Linked DNA regions of Homo sapiens: region 2 is linked to region 1. The links are chromatin loops, found by intact Hi-C in ENCODE. Cell type or tissue: K562. All regions are shown on one strand. Links, peaks and the distances in the headings refer to the core of each region. The heading gives the core; the rest is flanking DNA. Region 1 overlaps CDK6 (cyclin dependent kinase 6). Region 2 overlaps CDK6-AS1 (CDK6 antisense RNA 1).

Region 1 (16,052 bases), core at 7,084-9,583:
GACTTTGAGTAGACCTGACCTTGAATGCTGTGGATTCATTATATCTCAAGCATTTATAGTACTGACAACACCTAATCAATGTTGTCACAACGAAAGTAGAAAACATTTGTATGGCCCATCTCCTTTATTATCTTGCTCTAGAAAACAATGTTCCTGTTCCTCAAGCTACTGAATTAGAACAATGTTAAGTAGTACAGCAATTAAAAAAGAATAGTTCCCAACCCCAAAAGCTCTTCAGGAGAAACATCTCCTAGTTTTTTCTCTTGTTCAAGATAGTCATATATCACATTAAGCTGCAAAGAATTCAGTACAACTTAATAATGCATAAACATGATCTGAATTATTTTCTGAGTGCAGCAACCTCCATTCTTTGAAAATCCTAACCCTAAACATAATCTAACTGTTGCATGATCTAACTGTTGCATGCACTCTGAGTCAGAAAGCACAGGTGGCTAAACTTTCCAAAAGATACTTTCTGTGTCCTCTGGTTACTAGAGCCAACTGAGCACTAAACCACTTATAAGGCAGAGATGGTATGAAATATAAAGGACTGTAGAGAAAACAGTAAGAGAAAAAGGAAAAGCTGTTTACAATGCCCAGGCCAGGCTGGCTCTGTAGAGAGCAGGAGTGAGCACAAGGCACTAGAAATAAGCACAGCCTGGGGGATGGAGAAAAGATCATTTGATAGAGTAAATGTATGGCCCTAAAACATAGCTAAAGACATACCCTCAGGTAAAGACACTGAAAATATCTTCTATAAAAATGTAATTCACAAAGTAACAGTTTATAGCAATCTGTGTGCTGGTGATAAAACAAAACAAGATCCTACTCATTATTTAGGTAACAAAAGTAAACACCAGGTAGAAGGACTGCATTAGAGAACATATGTGACCCTGTTAGGTTTGCAGAATCGAGGCCATAAACCATAAGCTGAGACTGCGAATTTATGAAAGGTTCATTGAAAGCAAGCAAACAGGTGGTGCATGGGAACAGCTTAAGCAATCTGTTATTAGTTATACAATGGTAGCAATATATTTCAGAAGTGCCGGGAGATAGACAAGATGGATACTTTGCCAACAAGGCAGTGTGTGGCAGAAAGTACAGTGTAATAGATGAGGAAAATTTCAAGGCCACTCCTGTCTCTAGTTAGAGAGAACTACTCTCCAAACCAAAACAGGAAAGAGTTTCTGACAAATTCCTAAAAACAAAAACAAAATAACAACAACAAACAACAATAACAACAACAAAAAAAGGGAAGAAAGGAATTTCAAACCAGGAAATAAAGGCTTTCTATTCTTTTTTTTAAAATCTATCTGAGGTACACTCCCTAAACCTATAGCAAGTAATAAAAAGCTTACAGGCTATTTTCCAAAAGAAATGATAAAGCATGATGTCATACAGAAGGTTAAAATAGACTTACAACAAGTAAATTCAGCATTCTGAAGACTAAATAGAATGCATGCACATCTCTTAAAATATACTAGAATTTTTTCTCCTTTTTGCTGTGTGTATAAAACTTCATCTTTTACTGCTAGCAAATTTACTGCTTTTGGCCAGAAAAGAAATGCTGAGGACATGGGGTTAACTTTCTAATTTGAGAAGACTATTTTGGTGAATCACCTTCAGTGAACAAATGCCTGTTATTTACTGACCACCTTGAGTCTTTAAAATTGAATTATTCTTGTCGTTTACAAAAAGTAACACTTTAAAAGATCACAGAATCTCTCACATACACACACACACACACACACACACACACACACATGCACACACACACTCAAAAGTACCAAATCAGGCCCGGCAGCTGCAGAGAGATTACATCATAACTCAGCTGTGCCTGGATTACCCACTCCACACTGGCAGCATTCAAGGTTAGAAAAATCAAATGGCAGCACAATTGGTCAGCAGCTTCTCTTCTTCTGGAATTTTTCCAGGTTCTTGAAACAAACAGACAAACAAACAAACAAATGAACATAAAGCTGCAATCACTCTTGCATTGATTTCAAAACAGTAAACTAGGCGGTTTCCTTGGAGAAGCAGAGCCTGTCCAGAAGACAGCAGCTGGAAGGCCTCCAGATAGCAATCCTCCACAGCTCTGTAGGGCTTGCTGAGGGGGACCCATAAGCCACCAAGGGTGTTCTCCGCAGGATCAGCTTAAGGCGGCTGCTGAGGCCTCAGGCTGTATTCAGCTCCGAGGTGTTCTGGCTGGGCGGCAGGTGGGAATCCAGGTTTTCTTTGCACCTTTCCAGGTCCTGGAAGTATGGGTGAGACAGGGCACTGTAGGCAGATATTCTTTTGGCTGGGTTAAATGTCAAACACTTCTGTAATAAAGAAAAAAATAATTGGTTGATATACAATACATCAATGTAAATAATGTACTTACAGAGTTATCCCTTTATTCACTGTCATATGTTAAGCGCATCTACAGTGGGAATGAGTATTTATTTAAAGGGACACTAAATAATATGGAGACAGTACTCATATATATCCCTAATGTATAAAATGTCCCTCAGGAGAAGACCCTTTTGGGTGCCTATGGACTGTTTCCTGCCCAGGATTTCTCACTAAGCCATTAAAGTATGCATATAACTTTATTTAGTAATTCTTCCAGTGCTAGCAAACTTAGTGCTACAGTCGGAGACTTCACCGTAACTTATTATCCTGCCTCAAGGCTACACCACTCAGAGGCAGGGCTATCTTCCTTTTAATTAATACCAAGGTGCCACATGGCTAGCAGTAGCTCTCTCAGGGGACCATTAGATTCAGTTCGAGTCACTAAACTCTATTCCAGGCTGACAGCTCAAGTGTAGGGCTACCAAGGTGAATGAGCTGGTGCCTGCGCTTAAGAAGCTCCTGGTCCTAGTCAAGTGGTTTGGGCAGTTTGGCTGAGCTACTGAGGTAGAAGGTGAAAGGAGGGAAAGGGAAACCTTTGCAGTAGCAGCAATCTCTATTCCCAAACTGTCCATACCTAAATTAGTTAGAATGTGTCCCTAATTTCAGTCTCATTTCCACCCCTACCTCAGGTAATCTTGTTACTCAAATCCTCCTCCTCTCCTTCCATCAACGCCTCCTGCTGGGTGCCTAGCAGGTGGCAAGCACTAATTAGTGATGAGTAAGACCTCCTCATTGCCACAGGAGCTCACAAGTAGCAGGGAAGCCACACTGGCTTCTCCATCCTAAAGTGAACTGGGTATATGAAATGTCTATGCATTCCAGTCTTCTATGTAATTTACAGACTTCACATTATCATGGTTAATGGAAGACCTCTTCCACTTAAGAGGTCTGCATAACCATGATATTAATAGGACTCCTGCTCACAGTCCTAGTCAGGTTCCAACTGGATTAGGGACCTCTCTAATATTCTATCGAAGGCTACTGACCTAGAAAAACAAATACAAACAGAAAGTTCTATGTGTAATTTCAGGCAAATTCTTGGGTCCTCTGAAATCTGATTTATCCTGAGATCCCCATCAGTCCATGGTTGCTAGCCTCCCTATAGGATCTTCTGAACATCAAGAGCTAAAGGGCAAGTGGAAGAAAGAGCTTGTCTGTAGAAAGGTTCCAACTGTCTCTAACAGCAAGAAACATCTCTAGAAAAGCTTTGCAAGGGCTGAATTCCCAAAGGACCGGAAAGCAGGGGCAAAATTCCTGAGCCTGAGTTCTCTTTTCCCAGAGCCCAAGAAGGAGAAAATTAGGTAGTGGCATTTAATCTCCAGGACATAGGAAAGAAGAGAAAAGAGCTGTGGGAATACATTCACAATACAGAGACATGTCTCTAGAGGATTATGTGAGAGGAAGCCCTTTCCTCACAGCTACACTGATGGCTTAAAGCTGGGAAGAGGGTGGAGAGAAGGAGAACACCTTAGCCAAATGTGGGGGTGTGGGAGAATCTCACGTTGGAAGTCTTAATACATTTTGTCCTATAGAAATATGGTTAAAAAAAAGGTGTTTAAGTTCTATTATTGCTCTACTTCAGGAACAAGGTTGCCAGGTTGAGGGTTAATTAAAAAACTTTGTGTTAATAATATTGTTTCTGCAAGAAAATTTAGTTTAATTGCCAAATAGTTTACTTATAAAATGAGCTTTTGGAATCACAACTTAGTCAAGAGTTGGATACTATGGTAGATTGGATAACTTTTAGTACATATTCCCTCTTTTCTCTCCCCTCTCACCATAGGGGGAGCATTCTTTCCTCCATTCAAGTTGGCCTTAGGCATGGAACTTGCTTTGGCCAATGGAACATGGGCAGAGTGGCGGGTACTTCTTCCAAGTATGGACCTTCAGGGGCATTGCATATTTCTGCTTGCCCTTCTGGAGCATCGATACCTTCTATCATGAGAAAAACATGCCCCAGGGAGCTGCTGCCTCTCTGGCATGGGCCCCAGCATGAGACACATGGAGAAGACCTGTGCTTCACCCACGGGCAGAAGCAGATATCAAAGGCTGTTAATTCAGGAGGTAAAGCAGACACTCATTACTCACTGGGTTTCAGACATCAAGAACAGCCCAACAGGTACACTTTTCTACCTATTGTTCTGGCCTCCAAGTATAGGAAATTATGTATATGGTTGAGCATTAAGAGTCTCAGAGCACAGAAGTCCTTATTTTCAGTGAGGTATTTTATATGTCCCTGGCACACTAAATACTTATTAAATAAATCAGCAACTAGAAGAAGTATTGCTATATAGTTCTTTTGGAAAAACATCTCCCCAAAGTTGTGAATGTTTAAGAAAAGGCACGTTAAAATGACAAACAAATTACTTAAAGTAGCATGAAACTGTAAGAAAGGAAACATAATATTTACTTCTAAAGAAACATATGTCAAAGTGAATCGAGAGGCTTCTAAACCTGCATTGAAATAAACATTCAAAGATGGCAGATTTAAAAAAATGTGGATCAGAAAGACATTCCAGAATCAAAAGCCACCAGCTGCTACAAGTGTGAAAATGAAACCTCTGGAGGGACTGTTGCCTCCTGCTCCATGTGGCTGTGGCATGTGATGCCTATAGCAGCTACTGAACTGATATTTGTGCCCACCACCCAGTCTGGGTAGAGCAGGTGTCTCACTGGCACAGTGCAGACGAGCTTGACATCAGAAAAACTTACCAGAAGTAGGTCTTTGCCTAGTTCATCGATATCTGTTACAAACTTCTCAATTGGTTGGGCAGATTTTGAATGAAAAGCCTGCCTGGGAAGGGCAACATCTCTAGGCCAGTCTTCTTCTCCTGGGAGTCCAATCACGCTACAAAAGAACCACACATGGACATAAGCATTAGCTACTATGCAGAAGCTGTTTTCTCATCAATTTCCAGAGAAAGGCAAAATCTAAGGGGGAGACATGGGGGGCAGAGTCCCAGGAGACCTTCACTTTATCACTGGCAGGGTCTCTGTTTATCTCTGTCCTACTGCAATATGGTGGCCATGGGGGAGAGGGTAATCTCACAGAAGAATTGTAAAATTCAGTGGGAGGAGATAAGAGATTGCTCTGGTAGCAGACACTAAATGTAAGGGATGATGTAGAAATAGAAAATATATTACCAGGCAGTAAGCTCTGACTTAGTGACAAAGCAGGACTTATTGTATTCAGAGGAGACCCATACTGGTACATATCTTCCTTTATGTCCAAGAATGCTTTTTGTGTTTTGATCGAACACCCCAGTATTGACATGATTTTATGATGCTCATCCAACATGGTTTATTAACATATCAATTTGGTTGCATTTTTGGTTAAAGAGCAATTCCCTACATATTAAATATATACATTAGAATCAGAAGGAAAAATGAGGCTAAAACGTGCTAGTCCTGCATTATACAAACATGATTTTATAAAAGGAAGTCTGTGGTATTCCAAAGTGAGCAAACAGTAAATTAAAAGACTATTATTTATATTTCCCCTGAAAACCATTCTGGGATCAGAAATGTGGAAAGAACAGCAAGTGATAAGCACAGGCTTCGGAAATAGGCAGATTTGGGTTCAAATCCTGCACCTGCCACTTACTGGCAGGTAAGGACAAATTACTTAACATCTATGACCCTTAGTGTCTTTATGTATACAATGATAATAACTTACAGTTGTAATGAGGATCAGTTATACTTTATTTGAATTTATAGTAATATATAAATTTATAATTTAAAGTACAAAGCACAGCACCTGATATACATCACACACAGTCAATTATCAATCAATACACTGCCTACTATTATTATAATTAGAAAATGTTATTAATACAAGATGCATAGGAAATACATCACTACCACACTTAAAATATGAACTGCTTGTATCTATGTATAACTTAAGATTCTTTAAAAAATTAATGGGTCAATGGACTTACATAACTTATACATTGTATAGATATTATTTATAGTTTACATATAGGTCGTAAGTAGGTTTGAACAGAGAAAATCAGAGGATGCAGGGACTTCTTTCTCACACAGACTGTATAACTCTGAACCAAAAATAAAATCATAGTTTAGTGGACGGGGTACATAGCTATTCAAATACTGGAACAAATAATTTTAACTACAGTTAGAAATTGTGCTGGCCCACATTAGGGTCTTCTGCTTGGCCTCTACTTGTTGGGACTAAGGCCCAGGAAGAGGTGTTCTTATGAATGTACTTCCAGATTTCAGGAAGATGTGGTACAGGTCTCAAGATCTGTAGCACTTCATTTCCCCTTCCCTCACCTACACGGAGCCCAGGCCATAGACTTCAGCTGGGAAGATAACCCTGTCATCATGGCTTCTCTGCCTGGGTGTCTGGGGAAGACACTGTAATTCGGCCTCTATCAGGCATACTGAGAGAGCTACATTATTGAGGCAAAGACAGATTCATGGACATATTTACTAGAAGCAATAAATAGAAATGACAATGAGCAATATATAGATTTGTTCAATAGTACAGCCTACAATAGAAGTAAAAAGAAAAAAACCAAAAATACCACTATTAATTATGAAAAGAAATGCACGTGTAAGTGTCTGGATACAATGGGACAGGGCAGAGGAGGGAATGAAAAATGCTTGTTAGAGAGCTTTAAAAATTTCCTTTCATTCCTTTTTAGTTGTCAGGTCTATGTGTATCAATATTTTTGTGTATATTCACCAGTCAGCTAGAAATTGATTATATTAATAACTCCTAGAAATATTTAAAATCTTTTTTATTTGTGGCTTTGAATGTATCTACATCTAATTACATCTTGCAAGTATATGATCAACTGAATGCCAAAAGCCTTCAGAGGAACAGCACATCTCTGTTTGTATGTGTGTACATATACAAATAACTTTATATAATTTTATATAAAATTTTAAACAAACACATAACTATATATATAAAACTTTAAGTCTATCACCTCCTCTGATTCCTGTAATAATTTCCTAAGACATGTAAGTCAGGTGTTATTAGTCTCATTTTATAGATGGGGAAATTGAGAATGAGGAATAAAATGAACTGCCAAAGTCACAGATAGCAAGCTCAGTCACAGAGTCCAGAGTGAGTTCCGTTCTCTCTATTCCAATATTTTATTTCCATTTAGCTATGACATCATTCTTAAAAATGCTCTAAGATGTCACAGGCTAAAACTATTGTTTCACTTTTAATACTTGCTATTACTTGAAGGCTTAAATCTTCCTAAACACAGAAATGTTTTTCCCTTTAAGAGTATGTGAACATGGACCAGGTGGGGTGGCTGTAATCCCAGCAGTTTGGAAGGCCGAGGCAAGTGGACCACTTGACCCCAGGAGTTCAAGACCAGCCTGGGCAACATGGTGAAACTCCATCTCTATAAAAAATATAAAAATTAGCTGGTTGTGGTGCCCTGTGCCTGTAGTCCCAGCTACTTGGGAGGCTTAGATAGGAGGATTACTTGAGCTCGGAAGGCCAAGGCTTCAGTGAGCCAAGATCGCACCACTGTACTCCAGCCTGGACAACAGGGCAAGACCTTGTCTCCAAAGAAAAAAATAAAAAAGAGTATGTGAATATGGCTTTCCTTAAAAAAAATTTGGTTTCATGTCCAGAATGAACTTTTATGGCCCAAATATGTGTTGTGAAATTCTGATAGGTCCATTAAAAATGCTTGCACTTAATTCCACTATTTGGACTGCTGAATATAAGCCTTAAAAGTTGACATTTATATTGGCAAGCCCAACAGGGCACAAAATCTATAAATGGCAGTGATGGAGGAGACAGAAATATTTTTTCAAGTACTTCAGCAGTGACGCTAGGGTGCAGCATTGTCCCTTTTCTCTGGCAAGGTAATGCATTCAGAGGAAACAGAACATAATTTTGATGACACAATGCCAGAAACCACAAAGTAAAATCTAAAGGCACAAACCATAGAACTCTACAGCTTCTTTGCTGTTGGCAACCTACGATTGTCAGGACTTTGCCAAAAGCAGAACTGGCTTTTCTTTGGAAGCAGGTCAAACATGCCGGTCAAATGTTCCTTCTGGTCCATTTCACTGGCCTCATGTACTAAGGGGGCACTAACAATGTTAACAAGATTGCAGACATCAGTGCTGGAGGTAGACACAACTGTCAGGTAGTATAAATAAGGGAAAGAAGGTGATGGCTTTCAAGTCCTGGCAAGCTGACTTTAGTCAAGATTCTCTTTCCTTTTAACAGAAGGTCATCAGTATGTCTGCTTTCCCTAGTTTCCTCTTTATGATCACATGCACACAAAATATATTCAACAGTCATGGGGAAAAATAGATGGGAGTTCATCGAGTGATTAAATAACTTGCCATTCAGAAGCAGGGGTAACATGAAGGCTTTGTGTTGAATTTATCCACTGTACAGAGTGGTCAGTAGTAGGAGCAGTAGCATCACCTGCCCTGGACCCAGGAAGCCCCCAGGCATAAAAAACTAGCAAATGTTATTCAGGCCTTAAAGCTACTATGTTCTGACTCAGCAGTAGCACTGGCATTAACAGAAGTCTAGCTGCTTCTAGTCACTAAAAGAACAAAATCAGGTTCCAGTTTTATTAACTGTTTTAAGCAGTCACGCTTGAGTAGACAGTGCTGATATGAAAATCTGTTCTTTAGGGGTGGTTTTTTTTTTTTTTTCAGTCTTACAGACTTCGAATTTCATAAAAATCACTGGGATTCCTATAAAATGTCACAGACCAAAGATCAGGGCTATTTTTGGTCTAGAACTCCCACTTTTTTCCTACTCCACTCCAATTTGGATGGGCCTTTCAAACACAAAAAACCAAAAAAGGATGCCACACTGCATGCTTTGTCAGAAGAAGTGCCCCAGTTACATTCTAGAAACATGAATGCATACATGCATGAACATGCAGACATGAATGAAACTATGTAAATCATCAAGGAGCGATGTAACTGAAACCAAAGAATTTGAGCACAAGAAAGGATCTTATAGAGAATTTAAGTCAGAGTTTCATTTCTCAGATGAAGTTAAGGAAATAAAAGGTTAAATAATTAATGATGAACTCTAATAGTAACAGTAATAGATAACTTTTTAAAGTGCTTACTATGTGCCAGGCACTGTGTAAGCCCTTCACGAGGTGTTTTAAATGACTTTCTCAAAGTTGCAGAGTTATTTTGCCAAAGACTTAGGGTTCTCATTTTCTATTTTGGTGCTCCAAAGAAAAATGAGATGTGTAGCATACCATCCTTCGCCCAGGAAAACAAAACAAAACAACGCAGAACCAACCTGGGTGACCAAGGATACTCAGTGGGGACAGGAAGCTCACTGGACAAGGATGGGTACTTGGTCACCAGGCATCCCATCTCTGATGGTGGGTGCTTTTGAAATGACCACAAGCAGAAAATGTATTTGAACTAAAAGAACTGGAGCTCAGCCACACGAAGAAAGAGGAGCAGCAAAAAGATCCACACAAGCAACATACAAGCTTCCAGAGCAGAGCAGTTAGGGCTCTGCATAAAACGGCACTTCTACCATGTCTCCACTCACCACACAAATAGTAACACTGTCTGCAGCAGCTGCTTGAAGTAAGAAAGACAAGAGATAAACACATGATATGCATGTCAGAGGAAAGTCACTGTAAATGTTTTAATGCTATGGACACTGGTGTAAAATTATAATTATTACTTACTCCAAGATTTTTCCTAGTTGATCAACATCTGAACTTCCACGAAAAAGAGGCCTAAAAGAATAAAGATACATTTTAAATAAGAAATGTTCTCAGATTACATTTCAATCATATTTGCCATTATCATTGTTTCACAGGAAGCAAAATATTCTTTATGGGTTGGGAAGAAGTAAAAAAAATTGAGACATTTTTCCTTTGGTAAGTGAAGGTTTTCCCTGCATTTCATGTATGGGTTAGGATCTCTCATGAATACCTGGTGGTAGATGAATTCCATGTTTTACAATCACGGGCATTCTGTTTGCAGTCATTCTTACAACAGTGCTACCGTCAAATTCAGTTCCAGGTTTCAAAGATCTGCTTAACTTCGTGATAAGGTGGAACATACCACCATCCTAGTCTCGAACCATAAATAGGTGAGATTCTTTGATATTTCTCAGAGCACTTTTTCCATACTACTCTGCTATCAGAGTACTTCCTCATGGGTCTCTCTCCTTTCATTTGTCCTCAATGCTGCAGTGAACCACCTCTGGGTCTATTTTTCTAATTATACCACTTTTCTTCCTCCCAATATTATGGCAGCTAACCATTACAAGTTCTAAATCTTAACTCTGGGCTTTAGAGGCAATTGTGTCTGCTTCAAACACACAGCCTTCCTTGTCTACATTGAGCATTTAACTGGCAATTAAAAAAGGTCATTTTGTGACATTTCTGGCATTTCTCCAAGAAGATCAAGTAGCCCCTTGAGGGAGGAGACTTCTCTAGGTTTCCCTATAAATCCCTGCCATAGAGCTTTACTCTGACAGATGCAGTTACTAAACATTTTATTTCATTTTGCATACACCTATGGTACACAAGTAAACGTTCCCTGATTCCTTCCTCAACAAATGCCATAAACAGGTAATTTTCAACATTAATGTACTAAAATAGTTGTAGTCTATTATCAGGTATCATATCTCTTTTTATATTATATATCAAATTATACAGCCTTAAACTTGACCTCTTAAATATTTTCTGTGCACAATAAATGAACTCACTATATATGGCCATATATGGAGAATCCTGCAGTCATAGCATTTCAGTGGTTAGAACACACCTTAACGTTTCTCAACCATACTTTCTATGAATGTTACTATTCCTGAAAATAATGATTTCCAAATGCAGTGGAAAAGAATTTACTTATTGCAAGGTGATGGGCTGAATTTTTTTCCCCCAAATTCATGTTGAAGCCCAACTCCCAAGATCTCCGAATTTAACTGTATTTGGAGATAGAGCCTTTAAACAAGTAATTAAAATAAGATAGGGTGGGCCCTAATCAAATCTGACTGTTTTCCTTGTAAGAAGAAGCCATTTGGACACAAAGAGACATCAGGGGTGCACATGCACACAGAGAAATAAACATGTGAGAACCATGAGAAGGTAAGCCTAAAAGAGAGCCCTCAGAAGAAACCAAACCTGCTGACACCTTCATCTTGGACTTCCAGCCTCCAGAACTGTGAGAAAATAAGCTTTTGTTGGTTAAGCAATCCAGTCTGGTATTTTGTTGCAGCAGTCCTATAAAACTAATATAAGCCACCTGCATATCACTAATGCAGCCAAATTCATAAAGAATCACGAAGTTGCGCTCTGAAAGACATCTTGACAGGTCTTAAAAGATGACAAGGTGAGAAGTCCAAGTTTTTTTCTAAAACTTCCAAAAAAAGGCAAAAAATGGAATCTTAACAATTATAATTTATTGAGCATGAATGTTGTATCTGGCCTAGTGCCAAGTGCCCCAAACATAATCTCATTTGATTCTCACAAAAATTCCAGGAGAAATGTAGTAGTACAATTATCCCTATTTTCAGATGAGGAAACTGAGTACTGGAGATGTTACATGGCTTAATTAAGGGCATAATATTCCCCTCTCCTTTTATTTCTTTTTAGTTAACATGCTGATTTTTCAAGATTTTTTTTTGACTGGGGAAAGGGTCTGTTTGGCGATGGACTGTCCTGGGAGTGAATCTCTATTTAGCTGTTTCTTCCTATATGATCTTAGGAAAGTCTCTTAATTTCTTTGACTTAGTTGCTTCATTTGTAAAATGGAAAGAATGATACTTACCTCATAGGATCAACTAAGTGAGATTATGAATATATCTCATCTACTAGAATGCCCAGCTTATAGCAGAGTTACAATTAAGTGGTAACTAAACACACACACACACACACACACACACACACACACACACACCTCTCTTATTCCTGGCCAATATTATACAGATAATCATGTAAAGTATTTCACACAGTGAAGTAGAAAGGAAGGAACCATTTGCCACCATGTGGTGAGGTCCAAGTCACATTTAAGTCTAACAGTCTTTCCTCTGGGGTCACTAAATATTGCTTACATGTTACAGCTCTTACAACTTTATCAAGAAAAGAATTTTCTAAAGGATGAATGCCACATTTTTCAATAAGGATTAATTAATTCTGAATTGGCAATATCACTTCCTGTATGCAGTTTTGCAAAAAAAAACAAAACAAAACAAAACAAAACAAAAAAAACCAAAAACCTCACCAAGTATTTAAGTCTATCAGTGAGATAAATTTTCTCAGGTCAAATTACCAAGGGGACTAAGTTTCAGATTATATGCCTTTTTAAAAAAACAACTCAAAAATGCATAGATATCATTTGTAATCTCAGTAACAGTGGCAAACAACATTTAGAAGTTGGGTATGTTTTTTAACAGATGAGAAGTGTATACTGGTATGTCTGTTATAGAAAGGAAATGATTCATGCATAACAGGGGATGAAAGTTTCATTTAGTTACAATAATTTCATTGTACTCAAAAGACAAGGAAGTCATGGGTTAACCTATAGAACACCTTTGTAACCTGTATTTGACCTGCAGCTATGCTTTGACAGCTATTTTTCTTGATTAGTGGAAGAATTTTCCATGTTCATAAAGTGATCTTTCAAAAAAATATTACTGGAGAATATCTATTATTTTATACTCATTACCACATTCTATTCTAGAGTTGTTATCAGTTAAGTTAAAATTGTTAACTTATCACCTTACAATTACCACCTATTCAAATAACTGGATGAAGCAGAAAATCAATTAACTGATCTACTTAGTACACACTAATTGACTGATTACCCAGTAAGTACATGCGGCTGTAATTGGTGCTGGGAAATACTAAAAAATACACATATAAAAAATATAAATTACATTTCAAAGTATATAATTATAATGTATGTAATATACATATAATGTAAGTCATATGATATACATATAATATGTATTTATACATTAATAGCAGGAGACAAGGAGACAAGATATACAAATGCAGAATCACCGAATAGAAGTTTACCTCATTTTACCAGTGGGAGACAGAAGTCGCGGTAATCGTTTCATCTTAATAGAATGTTAGGAAGTGGTTTGATTAACTTACTTTTACAGATGGGAAGTAAAGTAACATCTAAGGAAACACAGATGAGTAAGTGGCTAAGCTGATTTGTCTGACTTCAATGAACAGCAATATAGAAAAAGTGTTTTAGAAAGACTAATTTGGCAGGGGTTTACTGAGTCAATAAGAAGGGATGGAAACCAAGCCAAGGAGGTCAACTGGGAAGTCAGTGTACAAGTAAGATGACAAGGGCCTCAACTAGGTGGGACAAGGAAATGGCTAGAGATGCAAAGACATTTAGAAGAAGATGATCAGAACTTGATGGAAATGTGAACATGACTTGAGAGGAGAAGCATGATTTTAAGTTTGTATTATATTATTAGTAAAGTCTGGCAGAATGAGATAGATGGAGGTGGTGGGGAGAGGAGATTAGAAGGTAACTGATTTAGTTTTAAATATTTTCCTTGTATAATAAAATTATATAAAACATTTCACTGAAATTGGAGAATGAATAATATGCAAAAAAGGTAGTTTGGCATACCTATGTATATACCCAAAAGCATTAACATACAGGTCCACATAAAAACTTGTACATGAATATTTATAGCAGCATTATTCATAATAGCCAAAAAGTGGAAACAATCCTAACGTCCATCAACTGATAAATGGATAAACAGAATGTGGTATGGACTTACAATGGAATATCACTGAGTCATAAAAAGAATGATATACTGAGACTACCTGGAGGACCCTTGAAACCATTATGCTCAGTAAAAGAAGCCAGTCACAAACAACCACACATAATGTGATTCCATTTATATAGACAATGTAAATTTATACGAACAGAAAGTAGACTGGTGGTTGCCTGGGACTAGGGGATTTGAGGGAACTGACTGTATACAGACTGAAGGTCTGTGCCCCTGAAAATTTCCTGTGTTGAAATCCTAATTCCTAAGGTGATGGCATTAGGAACTGGGGCCTTTGGGAGGTAATTATGTCATAAAAGGCATTAGTGCCCTTATAAGAGAGACCCTGGAAGGCTCCCTTGTCCCTTTCACCATATGAAGACACAGCAAGATGACGATCATCAATGAATGAGGAAATGAACCCTCTCCAGATACTGGCTCTGACCTTGGACTTCCCAGCCTCCAGAACTGTGAGGAAGAACTTTTTGCTGTTTATAAGCCAATCCAGTTCATGGTATTTTGTTAGCAGCCCAAGCTGAGTAAGACAGACTGCTAATGGGTATGGCGTTTCTTTTTGGGGAGATAAAAATGTTCTAAAATCGACTGTGGTGGTAGTGGTACAACTCTGTGAATATGCTAAACTGAAAAAAACACTGAATTGTACTATTTATATTGGTGAATTGTGTGGTTATATCAATTATATTTTGATAGAGCTGTTAAAAAAGGTGGTTAAGAAATTATATTTCCAAGCAAACATTACGGATTCAGGAGGAGGGTAAAAAAACTGCTAAATATTTGGAAACCATCCACATACACACAAAAATAAATTAAAAAAAAAACTGCTAGGAAAACTGTTAGGTCTACATATATGAAAGGCTTTAAGCATGCGGTATTAAAGTATAGTGACAAACATTTTACCATATATTCAATCAAGTACTTGTCTGGAGACATGTGCTCCGCAAGTTTTGATAATCTATTGTTATGATCTGAATCTTTCCAAACACCTGATTTATCAGATTAGGGTTAAATAATAAACCAAAAATGTCTATGCATGCAAAAAAAGGCACTGGTATGAAACTATTATCTTATACTTCACTTTGGATGGTGAGATGATGAATGATTTGCTTTCTGCATTTTTCTACTTTTCTATACTGCGTTTTATGAGTGTTAGTTTTAAAATCAGAAGAAAAAAAAACCCGACAACATTGCCTCTTGCCATACACTGCACATATATGATCTGTTCACCTCACTTCTTCATTCCCTACTTTAATACTAAGGCAACTCTATTATATTCGTTTACCTGTTGATTTCTACACACAAACTGGAAGTTCTCTGAGGACAGGGCCAACCCTCACTTGATTCTGTATTCAGAGTACTGAATTTACTGCCCAGTTTGGCTATAATTGGAACTCAATTAATACATGCTGAGTGGTTATTGCTCCCCCCTGCAAGAAGGCTTTCTGTCCCTTCTTTTCTTCAACTTCAGCTCCTCCTGTCTCAAAATTCACTTCCTTGGTTCATCTCTGGGTAATTCAAGTGCAAGCAGGTGTATCTGCAGAGGTACATATATACGATTAGATGTATACACACCAAGAGCCAACTCCAAATCCAATTTATATTGTTGTATCTGTTTATGCTTTAATCTGCCTGTGGCACCAGACAATATCTGCCTGCAAATAATGTGTATTTAAAAACTGGGGCTGGCTGACAATTATTCTCCTATATCCAAAACCTTGCGAAAACCTTCACAGAAGCAGCAAGAGGCAAGCAGGATAGGAACTTTGCCCTCCAGTGCTTGCTTCAGCCAGGTATGAAGGCTAGGGATGGTCTCCCTGGAAGACAAAGAAAGAGAAGTGTTGAGAAAAAGTGTAGCAAAGGCAAAACGGTATAGGATTAAGGAGAGTGGGGAGGGGAA
Region 2 (16,052 bases), core at 8,789-11,288, 260 kb after region 1:
GTGTGGTGGCTCATGCCTGTAATCCCAGCACTTTGGGAGGGCAAGGTGGGTGGATCGCTTGAGCCCAGGAGTTTGAGACCAGTCCAGGCAACATGGCAAAACCCTATCTCTACTAAAAATACAAAAAAAAAAAAAAAAAAAAAAAAAAGAAGGTGCTTCTAACCCGGTATTATTAAGGTTAGGCATCTGGGAAAACTTCCCAGAGGAAAAGATTTCTAAGCTGAGACCTGAAGGAGGAGAAAAAATGAGCAACGCAAAAGTGTGTGTGGGGTAAATGGTATATGTGTGTGGTGGGGAGAAGTGTTTCAGACAAGCGAGTAACATGTTCTAAGGGAGTGTGGCTTCTTTATGACCCTGAGAGTTGTTGGGTATAGAGGGGTGAAAGCACCATCTGCAGAACCTGGCAGGCACCAGATTGTGGAGGACCTCGCTGTCATGATGAAGAGTTGGGGTACCGGAAGCCACTGGAGGGTTTTCAGCCAGGGGATGTTGTAATGAGATTTGAGTTTTAGAAAGATCCCTCTGCAGAGTGGAGAAAATACCAACGGGGCAAGCCTGGAGTTCTAGTTATGCAGGCAAAAGATGATGGTGTCTTGCACAAGAGCAGAGACTAGCCCAGGAAAAGAGAAAATGGTAGGTTTTTAGAGATGTTTAGAAACTAAATTTGACTGATCTCGAGGAAAATTGGGATTTTGGCTCTGGGCATTGTGGAAGGTAAAATAAAAAGAAGAGCTACGGTCCCTTAGGTTTCAGCATTGGGTGGATGGATGATGGTGCATTTCCTGAGATAGAAAACACAGGTTTGGGGAGAAGAAGATGAGTAACGTTATGAACATGTTGAGTTTGAGGAACCTGTGAGATGTGCAAGTGGAAGGTGAGTAGTAGGGTAAACAGGCCTGAAGGCTATAAGGGAGTTTTGAGCAAGAGGTAAAAATCTGAGATTTATCAGTAATTAGATAAGTCTTGGAGTTAAGGACTTATTTATCTATTTGCTGATAAATCTCAGATTTTTGCCTCTTGCTCAAAACTCTGTAAGTCCTGGAGTCAAGAAACCAATTAAGACTGGGCGTGGCGCCTCATGCTTGTAATCCCAGCACTTTGGGAGGCTGAGGCTGGGCGGATTCACCTGAAGTCAGGAGTTTGAGACCAGCATGGCCAACATGGTGAAACCCCATCTCTACTAAAAATACAAAAAGTAGCTGGGCATGGTGGCACGTGCCTGTGATCCTAGCTACTCAGGAAGCCAAGGCAGGAGAATTGCTTGAACCGAGAGAGTGGAGGTTACAGTGAGCTGAGATCATGCCACTGCACTCCAACCTGGGCGACAGAATGAGAATCTGTCGAAAAAAAAACCAAAAAAAAACCAAAAAGCCAATTAAGCCAGGGGAAAAAATCTTTGCTGGAACACACAGTTAACTCCTGGAATAGTCTTCTGTTAAGACCAGTTTGAGAAGTGTTCAAATAGTTGCTTTTGAACAATAACCAAATGTGAAATGTGTAGTGATATGCTGTAATATTATAGCGAGATACCTAAGGAAATCCAATCAAAGCTGAAGCCTATTCAGGTGCAATTTTATTTGTTTTTAATTATATCATACAGAGGGGTTTTTGTTTTCTTTTTTCTGTAGAGTCTGGGGGGGTCTCTCTATGTTGCCTAGGCTGGTCCTGAACTCCTGGTCTGAAGCAATTCTCCTGCCTCAGCCTCCCAAAGTCCTGGGATTATAGGCGTAAGCCATCATGCCTGGCCTTTGCAGGAAGTTTTAGATGCCCCAGTCTGTTGGCTGTGCTCAAAAATAACAGTAGCAAATATTTATGTGGCACTGACAATGTTTCAGGCAGCATTCTAAGCACTTTACAGGTATTAACACATTCATTCTTCAAAACCACCTGTGAACTAAGTACTATTATTATCCCCATTTTATGGATGAAGGTACTGAGGCACAGAGAGGTTATGTCATGCCCAGGTTCATACAGTTGGGTCCAGAGCTCTAGCCCTTGGCTACACGGCTGTGCTGCTCTCTGATGGGCTTCTTATAGCCAGCATGATCTGCTGAAGCTCAATTTCACCTCTGCATAGTGGGATTGGCTACCTGTAAATTTGCCAGAATAATGAATGATAGATGGAAGTGCATTTAGACTACCCAGTAAGGGTCCAACTGACTTGTATTGGCATGTTTCTCAGGCTTGATGACATCACAAGACTCTGAACTTTTCACAGGCTTTGGAAATAGTAGCAGCCCTAGGTGAACTCTCTTTGAAAAAGAGTTACCAAAGTATGGATTTATCACACTTCTAAGGAACCATAAACTTGGAGGAAAGAGTTTACCTCTGTCCTCTCTAGAAGGAGTTGGCCAGGATGAACTCATTTCTTGGTCTGGGTTTATTTTGGGAAATGCTCTGGGACCCAGGGAAAGGCTCTGGTTTCAAGACTCTTGGCACAAAGGCTCCCAGGAAGTGGTTAGGCTAGAGCTGGCAAATGTTGGAGGCAGTGGGGGCCAGAGGCCTGCTAATCCCTAATATCAGTTATCATGGGCCACCATCCTAAATCTCTGCTCAATTCCTGGGCTTTCATATGTAATTAACCTTTCATATGAGAAGAAATAAGATTTTGACTTTGTGCCTCTTTGGAAAGTGCTTACATAAAACCAGTGACTTAGTTGGTTCCAGTAAAATAATTATTTTATGCCACTCTGAGAGTCCGGTGAACTGGTGATAACTAAGCAACTAGTAGAAGATCTGGAAACTTTCAGTACTAATTTAAGCTCAATATGGTTCTGCTCCTCTTTTGTGGCCAAATTACACTGGAAAAAGCATTTGCAAGTACCTCTGGATACCTTCAAAGTTCATCCTGCATTTAATGATATGCGGTGTTTTTTGTTTTGTTTTGTTTTGTTTTTAGCATACCAAAGCCAATCCTTTTGGGGGAGGGGAGATTGGAACATCTAATTTAAAGGAATTAAAGCAAGAATTAAATATCAAGAAACTCAATAGAGAGAAATTGAAATTAAAGTAATATTTCTTAAACAGCAAATGTAATTTTAACAAAATCATATAACACTGTTAGTTCTACAAAAGCACAGAGAACCCACAAATATAAGCAATAAATCTATTTGGCTAATTTGGTGTGTAAGCAGGTGTAGAAGGTAGGAAAATGTGTTTGTCGATTCCTAAAAGACTAGCAATAAAGTCCAAGGATAGAAGGGTAGAAAGCTGTCTTCTGTGAATGTCTTGTTTATTCCTGAAATAGAAATTTTATTCCTGTTATTTTAGTTCTGTCCATTTCCCACTAAACTGACAGAAGAAGTTTCAATTTATCACAGCAGGTTATGGTCAGCCTGGAAATCGAGTAATAAAGTGTCTTTGTAATCACTTGATAAATCATGCTGAGATAAAAGCTCTTTGCTCATTCAGAGATGGAGTAAAATATGTGGGATCCAAAGCTGGTTCACAGGCCATTTGCTGATAAGCTGCTGTTTCAGAGGAATTCAAGCTTTTAAGAAATCCCACCCTAGTCTTCTGGGTTTCCAGTTTGTTTTTACTAGTAATTGCACATTAAAATACCACTTTGCTTCGCTTAACAGATGACATCTAAGACCATGGATGACAAAAGACAGATTACCAAAGGAAGTTGTGGGAACTCTTGCTAAACCATTTAAAAAAAAGAAAAATTTTAAGCCAGGAGTGATTAAACCCAGCCAGGTCTAACATCAACATGCACAAACTGTATATTGGGGACAATTTATATCTCTATAATTAAATAATTTTATAGCTTAGCCCAACCTTTATGAAGAAATGAGTCTGTTGTTTGATAGAGCAACATATAACAGAAGGATTATAACTATTGCTAGATCAATTAGGGTCAACAATATAATATTTTCTTGATTATCTTTTTTTTTGGTCAAAAATGCAGGATAAAGAATGCCCATAAATTTCTCACAGTGCATACTCATGTCCATTATTTTCTAAATAGCTTTATAGCAAATTTAGTGCCTTTTTTGTATTTACTTGATTCTGCTTTGTTTTCAGATAAGGGCATATAAAACACTAGATTAATAGCGTAACAAAAATTTCGCATGTGTTGAAAAATTTCTAGAGGGCATTACAGGCATTTTCTATTCATTCCCCAAGACCCAGCTGAAAGGTCACCTTCACAGGAAGCTTTCTCAGCTTTACTCATACAGTCAGTTGTTTCCTTCTGTTCCCACAGCACTTAGCCCAGACCACTGTATAGCATTTTTATCTATTACTTAGTGTGATTATTTGCTTCCCTTTAATCTGGAAATTCTTCAGAAACAGAGACCTTGCATTAATCATTATGTCTTTATCATCTAGCACAGTACGTGGCATATGGTAGGCATGTAATAATTACTATGGGACAACAATATTTATGGTAAGTGAATGTAGAAACCATGTTTAGCTTGCAGATATACAGCTGCAATTCAGAAGTTGAAGCCCCTTGAGACTTCATTTTTGCCATTAGGTTGTCTGATGACTCTGTTAAAAAATTCAGCGTGGTCTGGTTCGTTTTCTAGTCTTTCAAATCTCCCAAAGAATGGTTCAAAGCTTTGGTTATATTAGATTTGTTATGTTGAATTCAACTTGAGGTTAGGAGGCTATAGGAGAAAAAATTGGAAATGTTTGGGCTTTATATAAAGACTTGGATGGGAGTAATATCAGCAAGATGGCAGAATAGGAGGTCTTAGGCTTCAGTCCACCACACAGAAAGTCCAACTAGCAACTATTCAGACAAGAACACCTTTGTGAAAACTGCAAAACTTGGAAATGAGACTGAGATACCTACATGGACCACAGAAATGAAAAACTATATTAGAAGGGTAAGAGGAACTGTCTCACTTTAACCATGTCAGCACAGTCCCACACAGAGGAAATTCCCCAGGCCTATGGTTTCTATAGTAGGAAAAGTGAGCCTGGTTGGACATCCAGCTTCCCCAGCATCATGGGTCACCCACTCCTATCTTGCCTTATGGGGGAATACTATGGGTAATGGTGGGACTAGAGCGTTTGGAGTCCAGTAAAAACAAAAAAAGGGGGAAGGGTTCATAGTAACCACTATACAGATCTTGGTGGTAGCTGTGTATTCCTGCCAATGGTGGCACCTGATCAAAGATACCAAGCCAATGTTATAGCCTACCCACAAAGCTGAGCTGATTGCTCCCAGAAATACAGTGGGAAGTTCTACCTGGCTTGAGTCCCTAGCCAGCCACTCCAACCAACCTCACAGCCTACCACAATGGTCCACCCAGGCAGGGAGATGTATGCCATCATGTATTTCTGCAGACCACAGGGGCTGGACCTGCCTGACCTGGGAGCCCAAACAGTGACTTGGCCCTACCTCAGAGCTTACCTCAAGATTGTGCTCTAGCAGGGAAATGCCTGCCACTGTTTTTTTGTTTTTTTTTTTTTTTGTACAGCATAGGGGCTGGCCCTGCCCAACCTGGGAGTTGAAACAGTGACTCAGCCTAGTCGCAGAGCCCACGCAAGACTCTGCCCAGGCAAGGAGGCAAGCCTCAACTATGTATTCCTATGGAGCATAGCCTCTAGTCTTGAAAATTCCAAGCAATGACTCTGCCTAAGCTTAAAGCCCAGTCCACAGGCTGTCCAACTCTAGAATCCAAATAGTAGTACTGCACAGCCAGGGAATACAGCCTGTGACTCTGCTGGATTAGAGGTAATCACAGTGCCTGGCCAATAGGTCAGCCAGACTGCAGAGTCCAGTGAATGGTCTCACTGGACTGCAGCCCCCAACTGTAGTACCACCCAACCTAACAGCAAAGGCAATGGAACCTAAAGAAACAGAGATCTATAAAATGACAAAGAATTCAGAATAAATCTCTTAAAGAAGTTCAGTGACCTGTTTAAAAAAATAAGGATAGAAAATTAAAATTTGGAAGCCAATACATGAAAAAAATGAAAAGTTTCACAAAAAATAAAAACAAATAAACAAAAACCAAATAGAAAACATAGAAATGAAAAAGACAGTTGCTTAATAGAATAATTCAATAGAAGGCTTCAACAGCAGACTCAATCAAGCAGAAGAAAGAATAAGTGACCTCAAAGAGAGACCATTTCAAATTTTATAGTAAGAGAATTATAAATAAATAAATGAGAAAGAATGAAGAAAGTCTATAGGAATTGGGGGGTACTTTCAAGAAAACTGACTTTTGCATAACAAAAATACCAGAAGGAGAAGAGAAAGAAGGCCAGGAAGCATATTTTAAGAAATAATAACTGAAAACTTCCCAAATCTGGGGAAGGATGCCAACATCCAGGTACCAGAAGCCCAGAGAACTCCAATAAAATTCAACCCAAAGAGGAGTTCACCAAGATACATCCTAACCAGACTATTAAAAATCAAAGACCAAAAAGAAAAAGACAAAAAAAGAATTCTGAAAGCAGTGAGAGAAAGGAGACTCATCACATAAGAGGGAGTCCCAATGCAGCTATCAGCAGATTTCTTAGCAGAAACTTTGCAGGCCAGGAAAGAGTGGGATGATATATTAAAAGTGCTGAAGAAAAAAAATTGCCAGCTAAGAAAACGTCACCTAGCAAAGCTATTCTTCAAAAATGAGGAAGAAATAAAAACTTTCCCAGACAAACAAAAGCTAAGGGAGCTTATCACAAGGCCTGCTACAGGGAGTTCTTTAAGCTGAAATAAAGGCCACTAACTAATAAAATAAAACATATGAAATTACAAAACCCAATGGTATAAGTAATATGTAGTCATATTCAGAACACTCTAGTATTTTAATAGTGGTGTGTAACGTAATTTTATCTCTAGTATATGGGTTTAAAGGCAAAACTATCAAAAACAGCTGTAACTACAATAATTTGTTAAGAGATGTAAGTTACAAGAAAAAAAATGTAAATTTTGACACCAAAATCATGAAATGTAGGGGAAGGGGAGTAAAAATGTATAGTTTTAAAATATAATCAGGGTTAAGTTGTTACCACTCTGTAAAAGCCCATTATAAATATAAGAATTGTTATGTAAGCCTCATTATAACCACAAAGCAAAAACCTGTAGTACCTGCACAAAACATGAAAAGGATTCAAAGCACACCACTACAGAAAACCATCAAACCACAAGGCAAAACAGCAAGAGAGGAAGAAAGGAACAAGGGATCTACAAAAGAACCTTAAACGAATTGCAAAATTGGAGTGATAAGTCTTTACCTATCAATAATTACTTTGAATGTAAATGAATTAAATTATTCAATCAAAAGATATAGAGTGGCTGAATAGATAAAAAAAAGACACAATGATATGCTGCATATAACAGACTTACTTCATTCTTAAGGACACACATACACTGAAAGTAAAGGGGTGTAAAAAGATATTCCATGCAAATGGAAACCAAAAGATAGCAGGAGTAGCTATACTTAAATCAGACAAAGTAGAATTTAAGTCAAAAACTGTAAAATAAGACAAAGAAGGTCAATATATAGAGAAAGGAGTTAGTTCATCAAGAGGATATAACAATTATAAATACATATGCACCCAACTTTGGAGAACCTAAATATATAAATAAAAAATTAAATGATCTGAAGGGAGAGACAGATTGTAATATAATAATAGTAGTGGACTTTACTAATCCCAATTTCAACAATGGACACATCATTCAGACGAAAATCAATAAGAAAACACTGGACTTGCATTGAACATTAGAACAAATGGACCCCCCAGACTAATACACAGATTCCATCCAACAGCAGCAGAATACACATTCTTCTCAAGTGCACATGAAACATTTTCCAGGGCAGATCATATGTTAGGCCATAAAGCCAGCCTTAACAAATTTAACAGGACTGAAATGATATTAATTATCTTTCTAAACACAATGGTATAAAACTAGAAAATAAGAGAAATCTTGGAAAATTCACAAAAATGTGGAAATTAACAAGCTCCAGAACAATTTGTGAGTCAAAGAAATTAAAAAAGAAATAAAAATCATCTCAAGACAAATGAAAATGGAAACACAACCTATTAAAACTTCTGAGCTACAACAAAAGCAGTTCTAAGAAGGAAATTAAAGCAATGAATACCAATATCAAAAACACAAGAAGGATTACAAATAAACAACCTAAAATTATACCTAAAGAAACTAGAAAAAGAAAAACTAAACGCAAAGTTAGCAAAAGGAAAGAAATAACAAACATCAGAGCACAAATAAATGACATATAGACTATAAAAGCAATAGAAAAAATTAATACCACTAAGAGTTGGTTTTTGGAAAGATCAACAAAATCAACAAACTCTTAACTAGACAAAAAAGAGAGAAGATTCAAATAAATAGAACCAGAAATGAAAGACATCCCAACTTATACCACAGAAATACAAAGGATCACAAGAAACTACTAGAAACAATTATATGTCAACAAATTGGATAACCTAGAAGAAATGGACAAATTCCTAGAAACATATAACCTATCAAGACTGAATCATGAAGAAATAGAAAATCTAAATAACTAATAACAAGCAAGGAGATTGAATCAATAATAAAAAGGCTCTTATCAAAGAAAAGCCCAGGACCTAATGGCTTTACACCTGAATTCCACCAAACATTTAAAGAATAACAACCCTCGCAAAACTCACAAAATTGAAGTGGAAGGAGTATTTCCAAACCATTTTATGAGGCCAGTGTTACCCTGATCCCAAAGCCAAACAAGGACACTATAAGAACAGAAAATTACAGGCCAGTATCCCTGAGAAACATAGATGCAAAATTTTTCAACAACATACAAGCATACCAAATTCAATAGCACATTGGAAAGGATCATTTAGTATGATCAAATGTTATTCATCCTTTGGATTCAAGAATGATTCAACATACAAATCAATAAATGTGATACACCATATAGACAGAAGAAAGGACAAAAATTATATGGTCATTTCAATAGATGCAGACAAAGAATTTGACAAAATTCAACACTCTTTCATGATAAAAACTCTCAACAAATTAGGCATAGAAGGAATATACCTCAATAAAGGTCATATATGACAAGCCTGCAGTTAACATCATACTTAATGGTGAAAAGTTAAAAGCTTTTCCTCTAAGATCAGGAGTAAGACAAACATGTCCTTTCTGACTACGTCTTTCCAACATATTACTGGAAGTCCTAGTCAGAGCTATTAGGCAAGAAAAATAAATAAAGGGCATCCTAATAGGAAAAGAAGGATTGGAATTCTTTGCCAATGAGATGATATGTAGAAAATCCTAGACTACACTGAAAAACTGTTAGAACTGATTAGTGAATAAAGTTGCAGGACAAAAAATCAACGTGCAAAAATCAGTAGTGTTCCAATACACTAACAATAAACTATCCAGGAAAGGAATTAAGAAACCAATCCCATTGCAATAACAACAAAAATTAAAACACTTAGGAATAAATTTAACCATGGAGATGAAAAATCCCTATACTGAAAACAATAAAACATGGATTAAAGAGGAGGGGCTTCAAGATGGATTAGTAGATGTATCTGGTATTCACCTCTTCCATGGAGAGGAACCAAAATAGTGAGTAGATAATCACACTTTGAATAGATTATCTAAATGAGAACACTGAAAGAGAGAGAGAGAGAAAGAGAGAGAGAGAGAGAGAGAGAGAGCACTCATGCTGGGTGCCACAAACCCCCAAGTCCTAAGCAGTTGCAGCATGGCACATTTTGAGAGCCCGGCTTCTTCCAGACTGTGTCTTGCCCTGGGGCTCAACAGTTTCTGCATCTCTACATCCTTGGTGCCTCACTGACATTCAACAGAGAAGTGATGGGAGGCACTGAAAGCAAGAAGGGAGAAGGAAGTGAAGCAGCCTGTTCAACTAGCATTGGCTAGGAGTCTGGAGAGGCTATCTAATGTGGGTAAAGGGTAAATGAGTGACCCCTAGTGGTCCACTTTCCTGCCATGGACACCTACAATTCTAGCCATGGTAGAGCCCCTTCATATAGGGAGCTTCCTGAGGACTGTGAGGCATTACTCCAGAGAAAGAACTCATGCTTGGTCCCACAAACCCCCAAGTCCTAAGAAGCTGCAGCATGGTGCATTTTGGGAGCCTGACTTTTACCAGACTGTGTCCTGACCTGGGGCTCAACAGTCTCAGCATCTCTACATCCTTGGAGTCCCACTGACATTCCACTGCCCACAACTGCCATCACTAGGGGTTGCTGCAGGGCAAGGCACAAGTGAAGTATGCACTGTCGCTCCTCCTGCTACCTGCCTATGGCTGCTCCCATTGACCATTGCAGAGCTGCAATGCAGCCACAGCTGCCCCCACCTGACCTTTCTGTCAGTGGCCTGGGATCACCTTGCCACTGCTTATAACAGCTAGCACCTGCAGGCACCACTGGGGGTCCTGAGGGCAGGTCTGCCTGAGCCAGCTCCATACCTCCAGTACCCAAGCATGCCATCCGGGGGCCTGGGGATTGCCCAACCCAGTTCACCACCATTGGCACCTCAGCATTCCTCCCAGGATATGCTCCACTCAACCTGCCTCTGCCACTATAGCTGGCACCCAGCTGTATGTGCCACTTGCAGGTCTGAGGTCTGGCCTGCACAGCCCTTCATAACCAACACCAACATGAACTGCTTGATTCCCAGAGAATTTTCCCACCACTGGTCCTTCCATTGCCCATGCCGTGCCCACCACCCAGGGGATGGAGAACCCACCTATCTGTCCAGCCCACTGCTGCCATTCCAGGCACCCAAGCAGGCCACTTGTAGGCCCATGAGTTGGCTGGCTTGTACATGCTAACACCAGTGCCAGCATACGTCACTCTGGGGCCCAAGGCAAGCAAACTCAGCCCACTACTGCCATCCCTGGGACCTGAAGACTAGCCTACCTGGTATCCTTGTCCGAGCAAAACTTCACCACAAGCCTCCACTAACAACCACATCCTAAACCACTGAGGAAATCACAGACACCACTGATGCTGTTTACAGCCAAAGAAATAATACAGCAGCAACACTACTACGTGCATCCAGAATCAAAACCAAAGTGCCTTACCCAACTAACTTCATAGATACATCTTCATGAAAATCCTCCCCTATGAAAGCAAATTAAAACAATTAGAAACAACTGTTACACCAGATGAGGAGATATCAATGTAATGACTCAGGAAGCATAAAAAAGCAAGAAAATAAAACACCTCTAAAGGAACACAATAATTCTCCAGCAACATATCCCAATCAAACGGAAATTTATGAAGTTAAGGACGATGAATTCAATGATATTAAAGGAGCACAATGAGATACAAGAGAATACTGAAAAGCAATACAAAATGATTAGAAAAACAAACCAGGATATGAATGAGACATTTACCAAAGACTTAGATATCGTAAAAAAGAACTAAACAGATATTCAGGAAATGAAGAATGGGTTGAATGAAATACAAAATTCAAAAGCTTCAATAACAGGCTGGATCAAAGAGAAGAAAGATTTCAGAACTTAAAGACAGGTCTTTTGAAATAACCCAGTCAGACAAAAATAAAAATAATCAAAAAGCCTGAGCAAAGCCTATCTGACATATGGAACACCATAAAGCAAACAAATATTCAAATTCTTGGTGTCCCAGAAGGTTAAGTGAAAACTAAAGGGTTAGGAGACCTATTTAACAAAATAATAGATGGAAATATCCCAGGTTTAGCAAAAGATTTAGATGTACAGATACAGGAGGTTCAAAGATCCCCAAATAGATAGGATTCACAAAGTCTTCTCCATGGCACATTATAGTTAAACTGTTAAAAATCAAAGAAAAAGAAAATTATAAAAACAGCAAGAGAACAGTGTCTAGTATCATAAAAGAACCTCATCAGACTAACAACAGACATCTCAGCAGAAACCTTACAGGCCAGGAGAGAATGGGATGATATATCCAAGGTGCAGAAGAAAAAAACTTGCTGCCAAGGACATTATGCCCACAAAGCTATCCTTCATAAATGAAGGAGAAATAAAAGTCTTTCCCAGACAAGCAAAAGCTCAGGGAATTCATCCCCACTAGATCAGCCATACAAGAAATACTTAAGGGAATTCTATACCTAGAAGGGAAAGAACAATAACTACCATGATGAAAATACATGAAAATATTAAAAAAAAAACAACACTGTTAAATAAGATTTGAGATAAAAACTCAAATGTTACCACTACAGGATACTACCAAACCACAATGATGAACAATAAGAGAGAAAGAAAGGAGCAAGGATATATAAAACAACCATAAGTCAACCAATAAAATGTCAGGAATAAGTCCTCACATATCAATAGTAACTTTGAATGTAAATGGATTAAATTTTCCACTTGAAAGATGTAGACTGGTGGAATGGATTAGCAAAACAAAACAAAACAAAAAAAGAAAACATGAACCAAGTATATGCTGCTTACAAGAAACTCATCTCAGTTGTAAAGATACACGTCTTGAAAGCAACAGGTGGAAAACATATTCTATGCAATTAGAAACAAAACAAGCAGGAACATGGGAACACTTGATATGTTATGTAAAGCAAATATTATTAGATCTAAAGGGAGTGATAGACTCCAACACAACAATAGCTGGGGACATTAACACCCCATTCTCAGCATCAGACAGACATCTAGACAAAAAATTAACAAAGAAACATTGGATTTAAACTGTACATTAGACTAAATGTACCTAACAGACATTTACAGAATATTTGGTTGAACAGCTACAAAATACACATTTCTTTCATCAGCACATGGAATATTCTTCAGGACAGACCAGATGTTTGGACACAAAGTAAGTGTGAACAAATTTTTAAAAATTGAAATCCCACCTAGTATCTTTTCAGAACAAAATGGCCTAAAACTAGAAATTAATAAAAAGAGGAACTTTGGAAACTGTACAAATACGTAGAAATTAAACAACATGCTCCTGAATACCACTGAATCAAGGAAGAAATTAAAGAGGAAATGAAAAAAAATGTATTGAAATAAACGAGGCTGGGTGTAGTGGCTCATGCCTGTAACCCCAGCACTTTGGGGGGCCGAGGCAGGTGGATCACTTGAGGTCAGGAGTTTGAGACCAGCCTGTCCAACGTGGTGAAACCCCATCACAACCAAAATTACAAAAATTAGCCAGGTGTGGTGTTAGGTGCCTGTAATCCCAGCTACTTGAAAGGCTGAGGCAGGAGAATCACTTGAACTGGGGAGGTGGAGGTTGCAGTGAGCTGAGATCACACCACTGCACTCCAACCTGGGTGACAGAGTGAGACTCCATCTCAAATAAACAAAACAAAAACCAAACCAAAACAAAACAAAAACAAATGAAAAGCGACATATAACATACCAAAACCTATGGAATACAGCAGAAGCAGTGCTAACAGTGAAGTTTCTAGCAATAAATGTGTACATCAAAAAAGCAGAAAAGTTTCAAGTGCACACTCTAATAATGAACCTCAAAAAACTAAAAAAGCAAGAACAAACCAAGCCCCAAATTGGTAGAAGAAAAGGAATAATAAATATCAGAACTGAAATAAATGAAATAGAGACTTAAAAAACAATATAAAGGATCAATGAAATGAAAAGTTGGTTCTTTGAGAAGATAAATGAAATTGATAAACTGCTAGCTCTACTAACCAAGAAAAAAAGAGAGAAGAAGACTCTTCTGATTTTATAGAACCAAATCACAATTGAAAAAGGAGACATTACAACTGATACTATAGAAATACAAAATATCACCAGAGACTATTATGAACAACTACACACTAACAAACTAGAAAACCTATAAGAAATGGATAAATTCCTGGACTCATAGAACCTCCCAAGAATGAGTCAGAAATAAGTAGAAAGCCTGAACAGAGCAATAATGAATAATGAGATTGAATCAGTAATAAAAAGTCTCCCAAAAAGGAGAAGTCCAGAACCAGATGACTCCACTGCTGAATTCTACCAAACTTTCAAAGAAGAACTAATACTATATTATCTTCAAACAATTATAAGAAATTGAAGAAGGGGGAATTCCTTTTAACTCATTCTGAGATTAACATTACCCTGATACAAAAACCAGACAAGGACTACAAACTACAGGACAATATCCCTGATGAACACAGATGTGAAGATTCTCAAAACAATTCTAGCAAACTGAATTCAACAGCACATCACACACACACACACACACACACACACACACACACACACACACACACACACGTTAGTGTGATCAAGTGGGATTTATCCCAAGGGTGCAACAATGGTTTAATGTACGCAAATCAATAAATGTGATACATCAAATCAACAAAATGAAGGACAAAAATAGCTGCGATGAACATACATGCATACATAGCTGCATGTATGTCTGTAATATAATGATTTGTATTCCTTTGGGTACATACTCAGTAATGGGATTGCAGGGTCAAATAGTATTTCTGGTTCTAGATCTCTGAGGAATTGTCACACCATCTTCCACAATGGTTGAACTAATTTACATTCCCACCAACAGTGTAAAAGTGTTCCTATTTCTCCACAACCTCACCAGCATCTGTTGTTTCTGGAGTTTTTAATAATTGCCATTGTGACTGGGGTGAGATGATATATCATTGTGGTTTTGATTTGCATTTCTCTAATGATCAGTGTTGTTGCGCTCTTTTTCACATGTTTGTTGGCCACATGAATATCTTCTTTTGAGAAGTGTCTGTTCATTTTCTTTGCCCACTTTTTAATATTCTTTTTTGTAAATTCTAAGTTCCTTGTAGATTCTGGATATTAGACCTTTGTCAGATGGATAGATTGCAAAAATTTTCTCCCACTTTGTAGGTTGCCTGTTCACTCTGATGATAGTTTCTTTTGCTCCGCAGAAACTCTTTAGTTTAATTAGGCACCATCTGTCAATCTTTGCTTTGGTTGCAATTACTTTTGGCAATTTCACCATGAAATCTTTGCCCATGCCTATGTCCTGAGTGGTATTGCCTGGATTTTCTTTTAGGGTCTTTATAGTTTTGGGCTTTATATTTAAGTCTTTAATCTATCTTGAGTTAATTTTTGTATAAGTCATAAGGAAGGAGTCCAGTTTCAATTTTCTGCATATGGCTAGCTAGTTCTCCCAGCACCATTTATTAAATAGGGAATCCTTTCCCCATTGATTGTTTTTGTAAGGTTTGTCAAAGATCAGATGGTTATAGATGTGCGGTCTTATTTCTGAGTTCTCTATTCTGTTCCATTGGTTTATGTGTCTGTTATTGTACCTGTACCATGGTGTTTTGGTTATTGTAGACTATAGCTTGAAGTTCGGTAGTGTGATGCCTTCAGCTTTGTTCTTTTTGCTTAGGATTGTCTTGGCTATATGAGCCCTTTTTTGGTTCCATATGAATTTTAAAATAGTTTCTTCTAATTCAGTGAAGAACGTCAATGGTGGTTTAATTGAATCTATAAATTACTTTGGGCAGTATGACCATTTTCACAATATTGATTCTTCCTATCCACGAGCATGGAATGTTTTTCCATTTGTTTGTGTCCTCTCTGATTTTCTTGAGCAGTGGTTTGTAGTTCTCCTTGAAGAGGCCCTTCACTTCCCTTGTTAGCTATATTCCTAGGTATTTTATCCTTTTTGTAGCAATTGTGATTGGGAGTTTATTCATGATTTGGCTCTCTGCTTGTCTGTTTTTGGTGTATAGGGATGCTTGTGACTTTTGCCCATTGATTTTGTATCCTGAGACTTTGCTGAAGTTGCTTATCAGCTTAAGAAGCTTTGGGGCAGACACAATAAGGTTTTCTAGATACAGGATCATGTCATCTGCAAACAAAGATAATCTGACTTCCTCCTTCCTACTTGTATACCCTTTATTTCTTTCTCCTGCCTGATTGCCCTGGCCAGAACTTCCAATACTATGTTGAATAGGAGTGGTGAGAGAGGGCATCCTTGTCTTGTGCCGGTTTTCAAGGGGAATGCTTCCAGCTTCTGCCCGTTCAGTATGATATTGGCTGTGGGTTTGTCATAAATGGCTCTTACTATTTTGAGTTTCTTCAATACCTAGTTTATTGAGAGTTTTTAACATGAAGGGATGTTGAATTTTACCGAAGTCCTTTTCT

Evidence for each region. Hi-C counts contacts between places; a loop is a spot of excess contacts. Peaks named below come from ENCODE experiments on the same cell type or tissue, not always from the same donor. Only the 100,000 strongest peaks of a DNase experiment are listed, where the experiment ranks them.
Region 2: it touches region 1 in a loop (13-fold over the local background); 15 of 110 quality-filtered maps call a loop at or near these places.

Annotation. Positions count from the first base shown.
Region 1 is chr7:92,612,966-92,629,017 of GRCh38, forward strand. CDK6 (cyclin dependent kinase 6) reads right to left here. Exons shown (of 8, transcript NM_001145306.2): 6 at 10,071-10,121; 7 at 5,107-5,242; 8 at 1-2,321. The coding sequence ends at 2,175. Among named protein-coding and RNA genes, the nearest start is that of FAM133B, 31 kb to the left of the region's middle. RefSeq lists a silencer at 12,750-13,044. In K562, for the core only: a CTCF peak has its summit at 8,217; a DNase peak (open chromatin) is centred at 8,226.
Region 2 is chr7:92,870,496-92,886,547 of GRCh38, forward strand. All of the region lies in intron 1 of CDK6-AS1 (CDK6 antisense RNA 1), which reads left to right. Among named protein-coding and RNA genes, the nearest start is that of CDK6, 42 kb to the left of the region's middle. In K562, for the core only: CTCF peaks have their summits at 9,896 (motif pointing left) and 10,182; DNase peaks (open chromatin) are centred at 9,896 and 10,156.